Linked DNA regions of Homo sapiens: region 2 is linked to region 1. A link is a loop called in an ENCODE intact Hi-C map of the cell type or tissue named here. Cell type or tissue: mammary epithelial cell. All regions are shown on one strand.

Region 1 (5,000 bases):
ATATGAGAGTGAGGCATTTAACATATTTGAAGTTCTGTGTGTCTGGGTGGAGACAGGACTTGTTTAATGTGTGGCCCTCGGTCTAGGCTGACTGGGCAGAGTCCTGGACATTTCTCAGAGGACCCTCAAGGTTTAGTACCCGGAGCGTTTTTTTTTTTTTTCCTAGAAAAATATAATTGTTGCAAAACTTTCTTCTTAGTTCATCTAAATCTAGGTTCTTGTCACACAACCAGGAAAGATTAGGCTCACAGACACATAGAAGGGTGAGGAGTGAAATTTTTGGGGCAAAAAGGATAAAGGAAAAATAACTCTCAGCAAAGCTAGAGAGAGTCTTGCTAGTAGGTTTTCCATCTCACAGATTGAATTCCAGGTCACCACCCAGGAACTGAAGAGGTCAGCCTCCTCCCGCTGTGAATGGCATGAACTTCCTGAGGCTCCACCCCATCCTCCCAGTGCACAGGTGGGCATTGTTCAGAGAGAATTAGTCAGGAAAGGGTGGGCTTCATCTAGGACGAGCAGTCCAGTTTTTCAGCCTTCAGGCTGTTTTAGGCTTGAAGGCAGGGTTTCACCAGGGATCCTTGGCTGTCTCCTGACGCTATCATAAATTCCCCCAGAAAGAAGTTCTGCAATCACCTGCCCAGAAATTGCAAAAGTAGCTAAGAAGATTTGAGAGAAAAGCAGGTGAGTCATGATCAACTATATAATTTGGGGAACCCCTTGTTCAAAAATTACAAATGTCAAGACAGTGAGAACAGAATACTAAACCAAGACTGGGATTTTTCTAAGTATGAGCCCTGTGTGACTACACATGTTGCTCACGTATGAAGCCAGCTGTGAGGGAAACAAGCTGTGGGCAGACTTCTCATTATTCAGTATGCAGACTGTCAGATATAGTCATGTACCGTATAGTGACTTTTCAATCCCATAAGATTATAACATAACATATATAGAAACATGCTATATGGCACTTGATATTGGTATTACAAATTAAGTAGGAGAAATAACTGATATTCAGTAATGGTGCTGGGACACTTTGTTTTTCACATATATATATATACACATATATATACGTGTATATATATACATATATATGTGTATATATATACAGATATATATATGTGTATATATACAGATATATATACGTGTATATATACACACATATATATGTGTGTGTATATATATATATATATATATATATATATATATATATATATATACCATCTTGATTTGTGTAAGTATACTCTATGATGTTTGCATAACAACAAAATCACCTGAGGACGCATTTCTCAGAACATATCCCCATCTTAAGCAATGCATTACTGTAATCCCTATGTTGACCAGAACCTGATGCTGGGCACATCAAAGTTTCTCTATTCCATCTCTCCAGAGAAAGCTCTCCTGTCACCTACTAGCAAGAGCCAAGGACAGTATTCTGGCTGTCCTGGGAGGGTAGTGGGGAAATGGTTCTGAGGTCTAGTGTTCCTTATAAAAGAGTTACAATAAATTATCCTGGCTTCAGTCTCAGATAAATGTCTTTACTGCATTTAATCATAAATTGAAGAATTTTCATGAAAAAAACTGAATTAAAAATTGTTTGAAAACATTTTTAAATGTGATTTAATATTTCAGTTTACCTTAAGCGACTTTAATATACGGTGAATTCTCATTATGTATGGTAGTTATGTTTTGTAAAGTCACTGAAAATAGTGAATTAATAAATACTGAGCCATTGCTCCTGGGGAATTACTGTCTATTCATATACTTATACATATTTCACATAGATTATACTTATAAATCCTAAAAGCAACTTACCCTGGTAGATTCAATTTTCTTTATTTTACAAAAAAGAAAACAAAATGTAAAAGTTTTAAGAGACTGGCCTGAGGCCTCCCACTAACAGCTGCCAGAATAGAGATTCAGATTCTCTCTTCCTGGCCCCAGAGCAGAAGCCTATTGTACTACACTGCAGTGTCCCCTACTGTCTTTATCCTCTGGTCATCTCTGCATAAGAAATAAAACAGAAAGGCAAGCTTCAAATTTATCTACCTCCTCTCCTTCCACTTTGTATGTCTGCAAATAGCTGTGAAAGTGTCACCAGAATTGGTTCTGGGGTTACAAATACATTTTAGCAAGTAGGCAAATTTGCAAATATAGAATCTGTGAATAATGAAGATTCATTGTACATTTTTATTCTCCACAAAGATTACAAAGTGTATAATAGTCCATACATTTGTGTTACTTTGATACTCTTATTGTTGCTATTGTTGTTACTCTTGTGTTTGCCACAGTGCATCAGTTGACAAATCATTAAATATGAAATCTTTGGTCAGTAGGCTTTCAAACAAATCTTTTCATCTTAAAATTGTCAATAGTGTGCACTAAAAAGTGTCATTTAAACTACTGCAGGAGGCCAGGCGCAGTGGCTCATGCCTGTAATCCCAATGTTTTGGGAGGTCAAGGCAGGCAGATAACCTGTGGTCAGGAGTTGGAGACCAGCCTAGCCAACATGGTGAAACCTTGTCTCCACTAAAAATACAAAAATTACCCGGGCGTGCTGGCATGTGCCTGTAGTCCCAGCTACTCAGGAGGCTGAGGCAGGACAATTGCTTGAACCTGGGACATTGCAGTGAGCTGAGATCGTGCCACTGCATTCAGCCTGGGCGACAGAGTGAGACTCCATCTCAAAAATAATAATAATATTAATAAAATTAAAATAATAAATAAAATACTGCAGGAATCCCTTTGATGCTGAAATAATGGTCTAAATATGAATAAGAATAGGTACAGATTAAGAAGTTGGTTATTCAACAATTATTTTAATTTTTAATCATTTTATATTTTTCTTAGTCTGCTAGCTAGGAAAATATTCAGTAATTATATCTTAATGAAATAGTTCTGACATTTTGATGGAAGGTTAAAAATAGAAAAAAAATCTCAGTTCCTCAAAATATTTGTAATATTTATTTTGGACATGTAAAACATTTTTCAGCTAGAAAATGCAAATAATAAATACATTGTATTTTTTTTAATAAAGCTTACAGGCTAGGTGTGGGGGTTTATGCCTCTAATTCCAACATTTTGGGAGACTGAGACAGAAGGATCGCTCGAGCCCAGGAGTTCAACACCAGCCTGTGCAACATAAGAAGACCTCGTCTATACAAAAAATTAAAAAATTAGTTGGGCATAGTTTGGTATGCCCTACATGTAGTCCCAGCTTCTTGGGAGGCTGAGGCAGGAGAATGGCTTGAGCCAGGAAGGTCAAGGCTGCAGTCAGCCATGATTGCAACACTGCACTCCAGCCTGGGTGGAAGGGTAAAACTCTGTCTAAATAAATAAGTAAATAGAATAAAGCTTACAACACTATCACTATTGCTTAAATTATATAGAGAAGACTTTGGCAACAATTTTGTATTTTCTTTTTAAATTTTAATCGAGAAACTTGGGTGGAGTTTTTTTTTCCAATGCATAAATTTGAGTGAATCAAAATACGTTTATCTCATCTTAAAAATTTAATCAGACTTACATCTTTGAGAACAACATAAACAATAAAGCCAAGTAGTCAATAATACCAGATTTAGTTAGTCATTTGATTAAAACTGATAGCTACAAAATCAAAACCATCATTATTTCTAAAAAATACTAGAATTACTAGTTTTCTACTGATTATTTGTTAACTGTTACATATTTAAGTACCACAGAATAGCAAGAAAATAAGAAAAATCATTCCAAATCATACAAATTATATCTGTGCTAACAATATGCAACCACAAAAATAAAACCAGCTAGTGAATAAAAAAAAGGCTTCTTCCTCATAGAAAATTATACAATGTTAGCAAGCTTATGTCATCTACCAATGGCATTTACATAATAAAAATTACTTTATATTTTTATATCACCTGTATATCTTTTGATCTAATTTATCACTGCAATTGATAAATCTCAAGAGGAAAGTTTGTTCTGTTAAAATACACACTTTTTTGTATGTTGTTACAACTATCAGAACTGCTGTTTATATTTTCATATGCCAACTTTTCTTAAATTCTCATAAACACTGACACTTATATCTACCTATATGTTTTATAATATCGTGGGAGATAAATGATTTACTTTTTATTTAATTACCATTAAGTTGAATATTTTTCCATGAATTAGCTTGCTTTTGATATTTTTATACTAATATAAATGTCTCCTTTGTGAGTTTCCTTTTTAAGTATTTTATCCATGTTTCATTTTTATTGGCTTTTTCACCTTCAGTTTTTATTTCATATATCTAAAAAATAATTTCCTAGATTGTTGTTTGCCTTTCAATTTTTTCCACAATATATGTTTAATAGAAACTGTATGCTAATTACATTCTTTTATTGGATGCTGAGATATTATGGAATACATCTTAAAAATCTCTCTGCCGGCGCGGGGGCTCACGCCTGTAATCCCATCACTTTGGGAGGCTGAGGTGGGTGGATCAAGAGGTCAGGAAATCGAGACCATCCTGGCCAACATGGTGAAACCTCGTCCCTACTAAAAATAAAAAAATTAGCTGGGCGTGGTGGCGCATGTAATCCCAGCTACTGGAGAGGCTAAGGCAGGAGAATCCCTTGAACCAGGGAGTTGGAGGTCACCTTGTACTACCTAATCAAAATTTTAAGTCTAGAAATTAAATATATGACTATAATAAGCTCTGAAATATAGAAGTAAAATAGTAAAAGAAAAGTTGTTTCATGCAAAATAGTGAATAATACTTTAGAATACTACTTTGTTACACTAAAATTTTTCTAAATACTAGGTAGTGGATCAAATTTGTCACACTCAAAATATCAAATATATGTCAATTTGAGAAGCACATTGAAATTTGGACATTGAAGTTTAATTATCATTTTGTTGTTTTATTATAAACAACATAAAGAGATAGCTTTATGTTGTATTATTACTTCCTGATAAAGGCCCATTCATTTTTTTCTAAAATTATTTAATTCCTCCTAAGTTGCCTATATCTTCTCCTC
Region 2 (5,000 bases), 180 kb before region 1:
GTTGATTTTTTTTTATAACAAGAAACCTTTCAGAAGTGAAAGATAACAGATTTACGATCCTTGTCAATAAAGCAAGTATTGGCAATTTCACTTAACAGTTTTAATGAAGGAATTGTAGCACCGAGTCTGTTGCAAAGTTCTTGATAAAAGTGCTACTCTTTGTGATGAAAATAATTATCACTGTAGAGTAGGCATAAAAATACCCCACAATAGTCAGACACCCAGAAATAAAAGTTAGAGAAATTTGTGGAAACATGATTGAATGTGCATAAGATGACTTAATCTAGGTCCAATTACTCTTATTTTAATATCATTTAAAATGAAATCATATTGGGCTTCAAATGGTTTTTCATATCTAGAGTCAGTGTCATAACAGCAATGACTGCCATTAGTACAGGTAGTTTATAGCTCAAATTTTTACCTTTGTATTTACCTAGTCTCACTGTTTTGCGCTGTCTCCCTTCAGTCCCTTGATTAAATGATATCCTGTACATTCCAAAAAGCTCAGTGCAATGTTGGTTTGGGGAGAACTCAATGGAGCTTATATAATGATGCATTTGGTAATCAGTTATGGCAAAATACACAGTTATTAACCAGAAATTATAATATCCTTGTTGACTTTTTTAAGCACTCCCTATTATCTTTAGCTTTATAATCGAGATTACATCTTTGGTAGCATATAGTTTATTAATACTTTCTAACATATAATAATGAAAGAGTGTGTGTGTGGGTGTGTAAGTGTGTCTATGACAGAATAGTCTTTTTGGTTTTACAAAAGCCAAACTAGATAAATTTTATTTATATCATTTCTGTATTCAATATTTATCATGAAGTACATATTAAATAATTATTTTGTAAACTTTATGGCGGCATTTAAAATGCACAGTCTTTATTGTAACAAAATAATACTTACTAGGCTTAATCTGGCAAACGTGAGCAGAAGGGATTTGCCAGTAGGAATACTAAATGCAGGGATTTACAAGGAGAATACTGCAACTTGTCCTTTGTAATTTTGCAATAATATCTGAATATCAAGGCACCTATTCTTGATCACCAAATTTTGCTTTCATTCAGCCCACAGAGGCTGTTACAAATCCTTCCCAAACACCCTTCCTTAAGCAGAGAATCCCACCCGCTTCTCCTACGCTCAACAGGCAACCTTGCTTCTTATTTAAGAAAAAAAAAAATAGAAGCCATCTGTTGGAACTTTTCTAAATTTTCTTCTTTTCTACCTCTAAAGTTGCCTAGAGGGAACAGAAGCCCCTTCTATACACTCGAGTATGCACCTTTGCATCTTTTTGGTAAAGTTGATCTTTCTGGTCTAAGTTCCTTTATTTTCAATCTCTAACCCTATAATGAATACTGCTTCCTCCCAAAGCACACACTCAAAAAAAAAAATGAAAATAAAGAAAATAAACAAAAAAGTGCTCACATTTCCATTTCCAACCACATTGTGCCAGTTTTTTAACCATCAAATTTCCCCAAAATAACTTAGCCTCCCAATTTATTTCTTCCTCATCCCTCCCTTTCTCTTTCACTATACATTTCTTGAGTCAAAATATTTATTAAATACTTAATATGCACAGGCTATTTTGCTATATGCTGGACTATAGCTGATATGGTTTGGCTGTGTCCCTACCCAAATCTCATCTTGAATTATAGTTCCCATAATCCCCATGTGTCATGGGAGGGACCCAGTGGAAGGTAATTGGATCATGGGGGCAGTTTTCCCCATGCTATTCTCATGATAGTGAGTAAGTTCTCATGAGATCTGATGGTTTTGCAAGGGGCTTTCCTGACTTCACTCAGCTCTCATTCTTCTCCTTCATGCCACCATGTGAAGAAGGATGTGTTTGCTTTCCCTTCCGCCATAATTGTACATTTCCTGAGGCCTCCCCAGCCCTGTAGAACTGTCAGTCAATTCAACCTTTTTCCTTTGTAAATTACCCAGTCTTGGGTGTTTCTTCTTAGTAGCATGGAAGGAACTAATACAGTAGCCAAAGGAAATATCCTGCTTAAAAGTCACAGTTACACAAGTCTGACCAATAATAACACAATTACAATACATTTTGATAAGTACTATGAAAACATAATTGAGAAATATATGAAAGAGAACTGCTATTCCTTTTGTTTGTTTGTTTGTTTAATTTAAGTTCTGGCATACACATGCAGAAGAACGTTCAGGTTTGTTACACCGGTATACATGTACCATGGTGGTTTGCTGCACCTATCACCCTATCATCTAGGTTTTAAGCCATGCATCCATTAGCTATTTGTCCCTCCCCTCACCCCTCATTCCTTGACAGCCTATTTCATAAGTTAGACATTCTTTAAAATTCAGCTAGAGAAAAAGAAACATATCCAACACATATTCAAGAGTTACCCATTTATCTTCTCATTGGCTTCAGTTAATAATGTCATGTCCAGGGTCAGGTTCCAGCCCATGCTGAGGTCTGAAGGGAGTGAGTGCAAGAGTGGCAGATTGCTGAAAGAACACTTGGGGGGCTGTAGGCAGGTGAAAGATGGTTTTATTCAGCAGCTTCCTTACACTGTCTGTCTCTGTCTTAGTTGCCTGCTCTTGTTCTGCAGCTCCTTCCACTCTCATGCATAGCTGCATGGCTGGCTCTCCCTTACAGGGTCAACAGCTTAACTCTTTCTCTCTCTGGGTGCGAGCAAGCTGAGCTGGGTCCTGGCTCCCCCCGTCTATCTGAAAGACAGAAAGCTCTGGCTCCCCCTCTTTTTCTCTGGATGCAAGTGTGCCTATACAGTGTCAGCAGGGCAGTTATACCTTTTACAGTCAATAGTTGCTCTGAGCCAGGTTATGAGCCTTCCCATGTTATGGCTACATAGCTGTGATTATGTAATAAGTGGAGTTACGCTCCTGCGCTCCAAACTCGCTGAGTCACACAGGATGTTTACCTTGGCCTATGCCTGCCTGGCTGCAGTGCAGGCATATTCCTTACAAATAAACATTTCCTGAGAAACACCTACATGCTGGGCACTCTATTAGGCATTAAGTATTGATAACAGAATGAAACTGGCATGGCACTCAGGTAAATGAGTATTTTGTGATGGTAATGGGATAACTATAAAGGCATAGGAGAAGTGCCTATTCCAGCCTGGGGATAGCAGATAAAGATTCTAAGGGGATCATTTTTTATTTAAGCATAGGATCCCTGCAATTAGCAGGGTGAAACCTTGAAGGGACAGAGGGTGCCTATACACAGGCTAGCATAGGGCTCTCAAGTTTTTCCATAAAACTTTACTACAGAAGATAATGTTTCATATTCTCAGGGGCTCAAAATGTTATGCATCAAGAACAAGATTTCCCCACTTTAGTTTAAAATGTATAGCAAATTGTACATATTTATGATAAGGAGCTTAGATTTTATTATCTGAATTATACAGGAAGAAAACAGGGTATTCAGATGGAAAGTGACATGACTATATTTAATATTTAGATATGTCATTTTGTCAGCCTTGTTAAGAAGAGGCTCAAGTCAGGTTGGGATTACAAATTGATGCTGGAGTTAAAAGTCTACTCACAGGTGCAGAGTGTGAATGAAGATACTGACCATAATAATGAAGAGAATGATAGAGATTTGAAATATTAAGGAAATATGATGCAATGCCTTTATTGGCTATTTGGGGGAGGAGTTTAGGACTGAAAGAGGAGTCCCTGACAACTCTCAAGTTTATAGGCTGCACTTCTGAGTGAAAGAAGGTGCTCTTTATTGAGCTGTGTAACATAAAAGGAGAAGTTTTGCAGGAAGGAAAGATTATAGTATAACCAATTAAAGAAAAATCTCTTCATTTCTGTATTGATTTTTATATTGTTGTGTAACAAATAACAACTATAGCAGCTTAAAAACAACACTTATTTATTAACTCATTGCCATAGAGGGCAGAAGTCCAGGCATGACATGACTGGGTTCTCTGCCTGGGCATCATCAGACTGAAATAAAAGTGTCCACTGGGGCTGGAGTTTCCATTTGAACTTTATGCTTTTCTTCCAGTCTCACTTGTTGTGGTAGGTTAAAAACTGACCCACCAACAGGTACTCTCATCATAATCACTGGGACCTGTGAATGTTACTTTATCAGGCCAAGTCTTTGCAGATGTGATTAAGTATCTTGTGGTTATTCTGGTGGTCCCTAACTGCAACCAAGAGGGAGGCAGAAGGATATTTGACAAATACACACACTGAAGAGAAAGCTATGTGAAGATAGAGCAGATAGAGAGTTGAAGATGCTGGCCTGGGAAATTGAACTAATGTGGCCACAGAATGCTGGCAACCACTAGAAGCTGAAACAGGCCAAGAACATTCTCCCCTAGAGCCTTCAGAGAGAGTTTTGGCCCTGCTAAAATCTTAATTTTGGCCCAGTAATACAGATTTTGGACTTATAGATTTCAAAACTGTGAGAGGATACATTTCTGTTGCTTTAAGCCACCAAGTTTGTGGTAATTTATTATAGCAGCCACAGGAAATTAATATGCTAGTTGTTCGCAAAATTGATATTCCTGTGGTTGTACAACTGAGGTCTCCATTTTCCTAATAGATCATGGCCAAGACAACTCAGTTTCTTTCCATGTGGTTCTCATATCAATGCATACCTACATGGATGTTTGCTTTCTTTCAAACCATATGGAGTGAGTCTCATTTACTTTCCATTCTGTAATCAGCTGGAGAAAACTCTCTGAATCTAAAGGGCTCAGGTAATGAGGTCAGGCCCACCAGGATAATCTTAAGGCAACTGATTTGAGACCTTATTTATATCTGCAAAATCCCTTTACAACAGTTTCTAGTGTTTGATTAAATAAGGGAGAAGTTGTGTGTATAAAATTTGGGGAGCCATCTTAGAATTCTTCCTACCACTCTCTCATTATCCATATGCTGTTTCCTATATCACTATGACGAGAAGAATCACCTGGGCGTTTGATAAAAATGCTTATTCCAAGATCTCAATTCAGACTTACAGAAACAAAATCTCTAGGATTAG

What was found. Hi-C counts contacts between places; a loop is a spot of excess contacts. Peaks named below come from ENCODE experiments on the same cell type or tissue, not always from the same donor. Only the 100,000 strongest peaks of a DNase experiment are listed, where the experiment ranks them.
Region 2: a loop joins it to region 1, with 2.4 times the contacts of the local background. A loop is called at or near these places in 1 of 110 quality-filtered maps.

What each region holds. Positions count from the first base shown.
Region 1 is chr13:68,232,509-68,237,508 of GRCh38, forward strand. No RefSeq gene overlaps it. Among named protein-coding and RNA genes, the nearest start is that of LINC02342, 640 kb to the right of the region's middle. In mammary epithelial cell, a CTCF peak has its summit at 1,984; no DNase peak of the experiment used is centred here.
Region 2 is chr13:68,054,388-68,059,387 of GRCh38, forward strand. No RefSeq gene overlaps it. Among named protein-coding and RNA genes, the nearest start is that of LINC00364, 680 kb to the left of the region's middle. RefSeq lists an enhancer at 2,770-3,064. In mammary epithelial cell, a CTCF peak has its summit at 2,840; a DNase peak (open chromatin) is centred at 2,894; H3K27ac peaks cover 752 bases.